Linked DNA regions of Mus musculus: region 1 is linked to region 2. A link is a loop called in an ENCODE intact Hi-C map of the cell type or tissue named here. Cell type or tissue: left cerebral cortex. All regions are shown on one strand.

What was found. Peaks named below come from ENCODE experiments on the same cell type or tissue, not always from the same donor. Only the 100,000 strongest peaks of a DNase experiment are listed, where the experiment ranks them.
Region 1: it touches region 2 in a loop (2.6-fold over the local background); 4 of 42 quality-filtered maps call a loop at or near these places.

Annotation. Positions count from the first base shown.
Region 1 is chr1:162,586,731-162,591,730 of GRCm38, forward strand. It overlaps Vamp4 (vesicle-associated membrane protein 4), which reads left to right. Exons shown (of 8, transcript NM_001356527.1): 5 at 1,466-1,566; 6 at 2,735-2,814. Among named protein-coding and RNA genes, the nearest start is that of Vamp4, 19 kb to the left of the region's middle. In left cerebral cortex, no CTCF peak of the experiment used is centred here; a DNase peak (open chromatin) is centred at 2,973.
Region 2 is chr1:162,662,236-162,667,235 of GRCm38, forward strand. It overlaps a transcript of Myocos not described here. Among named protein-coding and RNA genes, the nearest start is that of Myocos, 6.5 kb to the left of the region's middle. In left cerebral cortex, a CTCF peak has its summit at 3,059 (motif pointing left); DNase peaks (open chromatin) are centred at 3,063, 3,415, 3,592 and 4,354.

The sequences.
Region 1 (5,000 bases), 76 kb before region 2:
TGTTTGGATAATTGGATATACATCTCTTGGAGATTCAGCAGGCATGTCAGATCTTTATGCACATCCCTGCTTGGTTGAGCTAGCTAGCCTTACAGCCTTCAGTAGAATAATGTGTGGATGGAGAACTCTGGGAAGCTGTGATGAATCCTGAAGACTGTAGATAATTCATGGGTATATGTAATGTTTCTAACGTAGGTGAGAGATGAGCTGATCAGTCATAGTAATTGCTCCTAAAATGTGATGGCACTGCCTCTACATCACCTATGTCTGAGTGGGCCCTCACCTTGTTTTTAAAGCACCGACCTTGACTAGCTCAAATAAAGGATAGTGCACTTTTTTCATAATTGTGTATGACTGGGCTAATTTGCGGGGAATAGTGTAGGACAGGACGGATGATCTCTCTCTCTCTCTCTCTCTCTCTCACACACACACACACACACACACACACACACACACACACACATACACATACCCACAATGACAAATACATATTCTTATTTGCTTAAATATATGTGGGTTTCTATGTGTATATAGTTGCTAATAGTTATTATGCTTTACACATTTTTTGAGTTATAAGGACCAGAGATTCACTTTATTTATCTTTTTATATATTTCTTATTTAATGTTTCTTATTTAAATATTATTATATAAAGTAATTTAAGATAGATATTTGTCTATGGATAGAACATCAGAGGAATACTAGACATGCAAGTATGTCTGTGTTTTTGTAGGAGGTAACTCCTAAATGACAGATAGCTGAGAACATCTGACTAATTCTTCAGCTTGTTTCAGTTTTCATTAACCACTCTGAGTGTGATTAGAAGAGGCTCCCATCACATAAGGAGGAGAACATCTTCATTTATACACTGAATTGTTTTGTTTTGTTTTTGCCTATTAGTGAGCATTTCCCAATATTCTTTGGTGCTCCAAGTTGTCTTGAATCTTGCCTAGGCTGAAGAGAAAACTAATGAGCACTGAAGAGTTACATCCATTGGGTATCCTGTGGCTCAGAGGGGTGCTGTACGTTTCCATTTTGGGAACTAGCTATTTCTCATTAGCCTTCAGTAAACCCGGTGAAGCACGTGGTAAGTCTTGTGGCTGGAGTGCGTTGCAGAGGAAGGTGGACTCTGATTACTAGTTTTAACTAGTCTTTCACTACTTTACTGACAAGAAGATGAAACATTTAGAGTCACACTGAGCATTCTGTCAGTGTCTGGTTTGCTTGTGAGCTACATTGAAGATAGAATCAAGACTAAAAATAAGCTGTCAGTTAAGTATTACTTTAAAGTGTATCTTTTGTCCTTAATTACTTGGCTATTCAGACCCAGAAATGGAAGAACGCTGCTTACTTTTATAGTTTAATGACAACTCTCAGTTCTCTGAGAATTTGCCACATCTAGTAAAAGTTCTAAAAGTGTGGGGTTTTCTAAAAGAAGAATAAATGTTACCTTTTTTTTCAAACTAGTGTTCAGAATCAGGTGGATGAAGTTATTGATGTAATGCAAGAGAATATTACAAAGGTAATTGAAAGAGGAGAGAGGCTGGATGAACTACAGGACAAATCAGGTACAGCCACTCGCTGCCCTTCTTGATGTTGTGACTGTGTGTAGCTAATGCTTACTTTCCGTTTGTCTGATCGCCCACCCGCCCGTGTTCAGGAATCGTGGCTTCCGAGATCAACATTCAGTTCTTAAGCTGGATTTCCATGGCTTAGTTTCTGCCCATTAATGTAAATTATTGTACTGTTTACTTCTTACTGAGACAAGAATGGAGAGTTTAAAACTTCGTTGCCAAAAAGTTAAATCCTCTTTTCTCTTGCCCTGTCATATTGATGCACTTTGTGTTTCTTCGGATGTCAAGATGTTAAAATCTAATCCATTTTTTTTAGTACTCCTTTTAAACTTGCCTGCTATTTCTATTTAGTCTTCCCTGGTACTCAGGTAGTCTGTATTTTCCCACAGATGTTAGTCTCTGTGCCCATGATTCCTAGCACACTTGGACCTCGCGTATTGTTTGGATGATGACTTACGCTTCCCTGGAAACTTAGCAACTGTTGTTTACAGGCAGATGTTAGTCTGAGCCTGTAATGGCTCTTGGCACATGTTAGCCCTTCTTGCTGTGTTAATGGTGAATAGCTGTATGCCAGATTCATTCTTGATAGATTTGCTTGATTTTTTTTTTTCACTCAAAATCAGTTATCTTTGTTTTCTAAAAATTAAAATTTTTTTTTGTGTGCAAATTTTTTCTAGAGATGTGCCAAAGTATTTATTTTGTTTCTGGTGTGGGATCTAGTGTGTACATCAGGGATCTGCCCATGGGCAGCATCCCCAGCCCCTAATTTAAAAACTTTTATTACATTAATTGTGTGCATGTGGAAGCTAGGGACTTGACTCTGTCCTTCCATCACGTGGGGCTCTTTGTGTCAAACTTAGGTCGTCAGGCTCTGTGTCCAGCTTATTTTTAAACTCTTATTTTCTTACCAGAACTAAGTTCGTGGATAAGAAGAGTTCTGGAAATCATGAGTGGGTGTCAGGGTGAGGGTGGGAGAGTTGACAAACTGACCTTCCACTGTGTTTTCCTTTGTTTTGTTTGTTTGTTTGTTTGTTTTAATGGAGACTGACAGACTCTGTGGGAACCAAATTTTAAGAAGTAGTATTACTGTTTATCTTTGTATGACTATATAAAAGAATGCTGTTATGTCATTTAATCCTTCTCTCTACCCTGTGTGATATAGAAAGCTTATCGGATAATGCCACCGCTTTCAGCAACAGATCCAAACAGCTTCGAAGGCAAATGTGGTGGCGTGGATGCAAAGTAAGTGAGGGGTGGGGGAGGGGCAGCGAGGCAGCAGCGAGTCTCTGAGCTTGTGAGGACAAACACTGGAAGGGCCTTGCCCAAAGCTTCCTCCCCTAGGAAACAGGAGCAGGGCAGTGCCTGAAAGGCTGCACTCAGCTCTCACCATCAAAGGGCCCTGCGTTGGTAGGGATTCAGCATCTGGACACGTGGTGACAAACACGTGCCCTTCTTAGACCCACTTCCACTTCTTCCTAGCTCTTGGAGAACAGTTCACTGTGTACAGAGTGGGTTTGAATTTGGTGTTTTGTTTTTTGTTTTCTGATGAGAATGAAAATTTGAGGAAAGTGTGATTTTGTTTTATTTTCATAGTGGGAAAAACAGTAGCAGTTTGTATGCCAGAGACTCTCCTAACAAAAGATTAAGGAAAAAGACTCATTTTATTCCTTCATAATTAAATTTTAATAAGGACAAATGGAATCACTGCATACTAATATTTCTGCAGAAATGAATTTCTCTCTTAAATATGAACAATCATGAAAAATATCTTGATTTTTCAAAAACAATTATGTCATGAGAACAAGTGTTTCCTTTTTCATCTTGAATCTAGGTATGTGTTTTTATTTTGCCAAAATCCTTAAACATGGATTTATTGTTTTTAACCCCTCATTTTAGGGTTCAGCAATAATTTTCTAAACCCAACTTTGCTATATGGTAAGGATCTCTTCGAAAACATGTCTTCGAAGAGAAAACATGAAACATGATTTACCTGTGAAATATTCTGTTCCCAGAAATAGAAGTGAAGGAGGACAAGTTTCATTGTTCTCTTCACAATGAATTTTTTTCCCATTTATTTTTGTTTGCTTCAGAGAATAAATTTTGTATTTTCTTTCATTTCTTCTTCTTTGCCTCCTCCTCTAATGTTTTAAAGAGATTTAAATATATATAGGATGGTTTTTTAAACAGGCAAGGCCTTAGTTTAACTTTGTGGACCACGGATAGCATCCAGCATCTAATAAACAGCATTATATCAGTAGCAAGTGCCTCCTCCCTAAGGGTTCTGTTTCTTCAGTCTCCTCCTACACTATCAGTCACGGTGTTCCTGCTCATCTGGGGAGGTGCCCCAGGCCTCCTATTTTTTGGATTGACTTTCATCGTAGTGATTTAGGAAGGCTATTATAAAAAAGGAGATTGGAAAAAAAGATATCAGAGGCTGCCACTGGGGGAAGGGTGTGGGGTGGTAATGGGCTGCCGCTGATAATGAAAGAGCTTTGAGCAGTGGTAGGACTGTGTCTGTCTATGACAGTGTTAGATAGATGGGCGCTGCCCCAAGTTAGAAACCCGAGGACGAGCAGACGTTTCAGTACAGGCTCTTTACACTTTTCTTGATATTTCCATTTCCATTTTGTAAAGTTCAGCCTAGTAATTTTATATTAATAGGACACATTAATATATGTTTTAGGAAAGCTACTCTTAAATTCCATGTTATTTAGAAAATATTTTTAGGTTAAATAAAGAATTGAAGTATATTTTAGTGTAAGCTCAGGTTCAAGACTTTTTATATTTTTAAGTTATAATTAAAAACCTGGGCTTTTATATCTAAATTCCAAAGCTTTTTGTATATTCCTTGCGTGACTTTGTTGGTGTCACGGCTACAATGTCACGAAGTGTTAGCAGTCAGTCTATGTTTAAAACATTTAATTCCTAGAATTTAACATTTAATTCACTAGAATGAATCAGCCTTTTATGATATTGAATATACTGATTTTTTAAAATTTTTCAAATGAACCTTATAAAATCTTGGAAATAAAAATAAATCACACACAAAATTAGGCAATATATCTTGATGGCCTTGTGTGTAGTTAGAACAGCCACTCTGAAGCTGTGGAGGCTCACACACTGGACTTCACTCTTTCATGGTCTAGTACATTCTTATGCACTGGTCCACTAGAACAGTGACTTATTTTAAGACTGGCTGCCCTGAACGCAGAGATTTCCAGTGAGTTCCCTGCCCCGAGTGTTGGGAGTAAAGGCATGATCACTCGTGCCTGGCAGCCACAGCCATTTTTAGTTATGTACAATGAAAATGGTGAACGAAAGCAAGGCTTTTGATTCATCAAGGAGATAAAATTAGTTTATATAATGTATGATTTTAAAAGACAATACAATGGTGATTGTGGCAGTTCCATGTAGAAAGATAACATGAG
Region 2 (5,000 bases):
GTTCACAGCAGTAAAACCCAATACAGAAGTTGGTACTGGGAGTGGGGTATTGCTGTGATGGGCCTGACCATGCTTTTATTTGAAAGAATGTGGATTTTTGGACTTTGGATTTGGAACTCAGTGGAATGCTTTGAATGGGGCTTAATGGGTCATCCTAGTAGGAATATGGAAGACTTTGTTTATGGGAGTAATTTGAACTGTGTTGACCTGGCCCAAGAGATTTCAAAGGAGAAGCATTTCAGTATGTGGCATAAAGACTGTTTTTGTGGTATTTTGGTGAAGAATGTGGCTACTTTTTGCTCTTGTCTGAAAAGTCTGCCTGAGGCTAAGGTGAAGAGACTTGGATTAATTGCATTAATTGCATTGACAAAGGAAGTTTCAAAAAAAGCCCAGCAGAGACTGTTCTCTGGTTAAATCTCACAAGGAGAAGTTTGAACAAGCTTAGAAAGGCAAAATATAAAATATATGGTCTGAGTATTAAAGGCATACCAGGAAGTGAAATGGAGCAAAATCCTGTGTCCTAGGAAATAACAGATTAAGGGAGTGGGACCTTGGGGCAAGATCCTACCCAGCTGAATTTAGATTCAGGCATGGTGGTACACACCTTTAATCCCCAGGAGACAGGCATGCTGATCTCTGCATTCAAGGTCAATCTACAGGGCAAGAACCAGGATAGCCAAGCTTAGGCAGTGAAGGATTTGGAAAACATAAAGCCAGTGATAATGTAATAGTACAAGGGGATCATGCTCTAGTTCCTGTAAGCAGCAGAACTCGGCAGCTTCAGCCATGTGGCTCTGGCTCTAGAGTTAAGAATGGAAGGAACTACTGGGACAATTGATGCTGGTTAGCTGGAGCTAAGGAATTAGCAGTGATTATGAAGAGGCCAGCATCACCGAGGTAAAATCTTCTGGGAATTGTTTTCTGGGAGCACAAAGAAGCTGTGTTCCAGAGATAGCCAAGGTTGTACCTCGTGGTGCAGCTGGACTTGGTAATGTGTACGAATCACCCAGGTGGTACTGGTTTTGAAGGCATGAAGGTGTCATGAAGAACAGCTGAGGCTTGGCACTTTGAGAGGTCATGGAAGGCCACTGGTGAAGGTATAGCCTCAGCTGTAGTTGATGGCCCAGGACTGAAGGGGTCATGCAAAGGATTTGAGGCTTGTCACCATAAAGAGAGCCTATGAGAGGCTATTGGTGAAGCCTAGTTTGAGTGGAACACCCCAGTGTATTGGAGATGTCAGTACCCATATATATATATGACTACACTGTAGCTGTCCTCAGACACTCCATAAGAGGGCATCAGATCTCATTACAGGTGGTTGTGAGTCATTCTGTGGTTCCTGGGAATTGAACTCAGGGCCTCTGGAAGAGCAGTCAGTGCTCTTAACCATTGGATCATCTCTCCAGCCACACTATCTATCTATCCATCCTTCCTTCCTTCCTTCCTTCCTCCTCCTCCTCCTCCTCCTCCTCCTCCTCTTCTTCTTGTTCTTGTTCTTCTTGTTCTTCTTGTTCTTGTTCTTCTTGTTCTTGTTCTTCTTGTTCTTCTTCTTGTTCTTCTTCTTCTTGTTCTTCTTGTTCTTCTTCTTCTTCCTCTTGTTCTTCTTCTTGTTCTTCTTCTTCTTGTTCTTCTTGTTCTTGTTCTTCTTGTTCTTCTTCTTGTTCTTCTTCTTGTTCTTGTTCTTCTTGTTCTTCTTGTTCTTGTTCTTGTTCTTGTTCTTGTTCTTCTTCTTCTTCTTCTTCTTCTTCTTCTTCTCCTCCTCCTCCTCCTCCTCCTCCTCCTCCTCCTCCTCCTCTCTCTCCCTCTCTCCCCTCCTTCCCTTCCTCCTCCTTGTTGGTCTGGTTATCCCCTCCAATTTTCTTTGTGTATTTTTCTTACGGAGTAGCCTGCTCTACTCTTGAGGGGTAAACCTCCCGCAGCAGAATAGAGGAATCAACTGGCTTCAAAAGCAACAACGTCAAAGTGTACATGACATGGAAGCACACATGGACAACATAAAGGAGCCTGGCAGGGAGAGGGGAAAGAAATGAAGCAAACATGTGAGAAGAGACAGAACAGAAAGCTCTGAAGGAGAGGAAAAAGCTCAAGACATCAAAAAAGAATGTAAAATCCCCAATAATGAGAGAAGTCCATAACCCCAATTACATGAATGTAAGAAGGGGGGAAAAACCCACAAAGTTTTAAAAGCCTAGAGTGGGGCAAGACTGTAATAGTACTAAAAGCATAAAGGGAAAGTGTGAAAACAGAAGGCCAAAAAGCCCCCCCCCCAAACAACAACAACTAAACGTTTGCCTACTAACGAGTAGACAAATGTATAAAGATGAATAGAAAGAAAACATAAGAGTCTTTAAAATATTATGGTGGCGGTGGCGGCGATGATGATGATGATAACAGGGTGCTTAAGAGACGGTTCACACCAGGTTGGTAGTGCACACTTTTAATCCCTGCTCTGAGGAGGTAGAGGCAGGTGGATCTTTGAGTTGGAAGCCACACAAGTCTACTTAGCAAGTTCCAGGACAGCTAGGGCTACACAGAGAAATCCTTCCTCAAACACACACACACACACACACACACACACACACACACACACACACACACACACACAGAGAGAGAGAGAGAGAGAGAGAGAGAGACAGACAGACACAGACAGAGACAGACAGACAGAGAGACAGAGACAGAGAGAGGGGTGTTCAGTGATTAAAGCTCTTGCTGCTTTTGCCAGGGGATCAATGTTTGGTTCCCAGAACCCATAAAGCCGCACACTGCTTGTAACTCCAGTTCCAGGATCTCTTGGGGCACCAGGCGGACACAATATTCACATACATACATGCAGGCAAGCTTGTATGCACATGAAATAAAAATAAATCTTAAACTCAAGGGACAAAAAGAATAACAGATGAAACGTCGGGATTACTTCTGTATTCAAGGTGATGGTGGTGGGGCGGGGAAGAGGGTCAGTTGAATTTGGTATTCATGCTGTCGTTCGCCTATATTGGGTAAACACATAATCAACAGAGGCCTCGACAGGCTTCGCCCTTAGTAGCTTCCCTTCTTTATGTACTACTGACCTCTGCTGGTCACACAGCTTTGCAGCGTATGGTCTGGGCTGGGCCTCCCTTTCCTCCTGTAGATTTCCTCTGTAGGGCACAAGCAGTAGCTAACATTTCACCTGGGGGTTTGGGAGAGGGAGAGGGAGAGGGAGAGGGAGGAGAGGGGGAGGGGAGGGGGAGGGGGAGGGTGAGGGGGAGGGTGAGAAACAATTACAGTACCAAAATATGGATGGACACACTTTTCTTTGTAGTTTCAAAACCCACCAAGCACGAATTAACCCTTCTAGAGGGATGTGCCTAAGGATGTCACATGACCCGCTTCGGAGTTCTCTGGCGCCAGTTGCTGATCCACGGGCTAACGTCAGGCTCTGGATGATCAGTCTGCAGTTTTCTCAGTGGATGAGGTCTTATCCCAGGCACTGAGGGTGGGACCTAGACATTGCGCTTGCAGAAATGGATTAACTTCCTATGACTTCTACTTCCCCACTTTGTCATTGCCCAGCACCCCTCACCCCCAGCTGTTTCCCGAGCTGTCTCACGCAGACTGTTCTCTGGTCTCAAGTCCTTAGGATAGCTCAATTCGAAGCAATAGGCTGTCTTTCAAGCTGACCCCTGGCCACAGCCTTTGGAGCAAGAACTTTCCACTGTTGATTATTCTGCCAGTCAGAGCACTCTGCAACTGTGTTTGAGGAGGATTTAGAGCTATGGCCTCTCTGGTGAACTGCACAAGGCTGAGCGGCTTACCCTTTAAATGAGATTTCTGTTCCCTTCCTGCATTCTGGGAGCCTGCTGGCTGGGGCTGTGTTCTGTTCACTTTCTTCTCTCTGGTACATCTCTCTCATGTTTCTCTCAAGTTTTCAACAACAGCAGCTTCTCCTCCTCCTCCTCCTCCTCCTCCTTTCTTCTCCTTCTTCCTTGCTGTGGGTTTCTGAAGCTCTTTTAAATAGTCTCCTTTCCTCCCCTCTTATCCTGATGTCTTTTATGTTTATTTCTTAATTGTATTGATGACTTTTATTTATTTAGTTAAGAGTTTACTAATATTGTTCACCATTTCAAAGATCAACTCTTGGTTAAAACATTTTTATTATTTTTTTGAGAATTTCATACACATGTACATTTTTTAAAAATCCTATTCATCTCTACTACTCCCCCCATCTCCTCCCAGACCCAACCCACCTCCCAACTTCATGTTTTCCTGTTAAAGTCATGGAGTCCATCCAGACTGTGCTTGCCCCCATCCTCGCTGGCAAGTTCGTCTATGTGGGTGCTGCCAGTAGTAAACCCAGCTTCAGGATTCCAGAACACACTGAAGACAGGAGCTCTTCAGAACTCCTCCAGGACTCCAAAGCCAGATTGGGATGGCTGAGATGTCCTGCCTGTAGGCTGAACACCTATGAAATTCTTAGCCTTTGCATGGTGACACACCCTGTGAGCCAGTCTAATAAATCCCACATACATGAATATATATTTACTTATTCATTTTCTTAGTTCTGTTCATTTAAAGAACCCTGACTAAAATACTGGCTTTACCAATTTGTTGTTTGATTATTTTCTAATTCTTATGGCTATTCTTCTCATGAGATCTTTCCTTTCTGAGCGCGAATTCCTCCTCTGTGCATAGGTTTCCAGCAAGTGCCTCTCCTGTATGCTGTTTTAGTGTCAAGGGCTGCTTTAATTTGTCTTTCTCTTGGAATTTCCTTATTTTCTAAAGACTCCAAGATACCTTTGTTGAATAAGTTTGTCAGCTATTTATTCTTAGAGCTTAAAATCAATTATTCTACATGTCCTTGACTTTTAGGGTTTCCACTCATGTAATTCTAGTGAATTTGCCTTTTTAGCTTATTGCTTCTCTTTGCAGCATTCTATTATCAGAGCTACAACAGAATTTTAATTGTGTGACAAGGAGAGTCTATTTCTTTAGTCTATTTTTAAAAGATTTTATTTATTTTT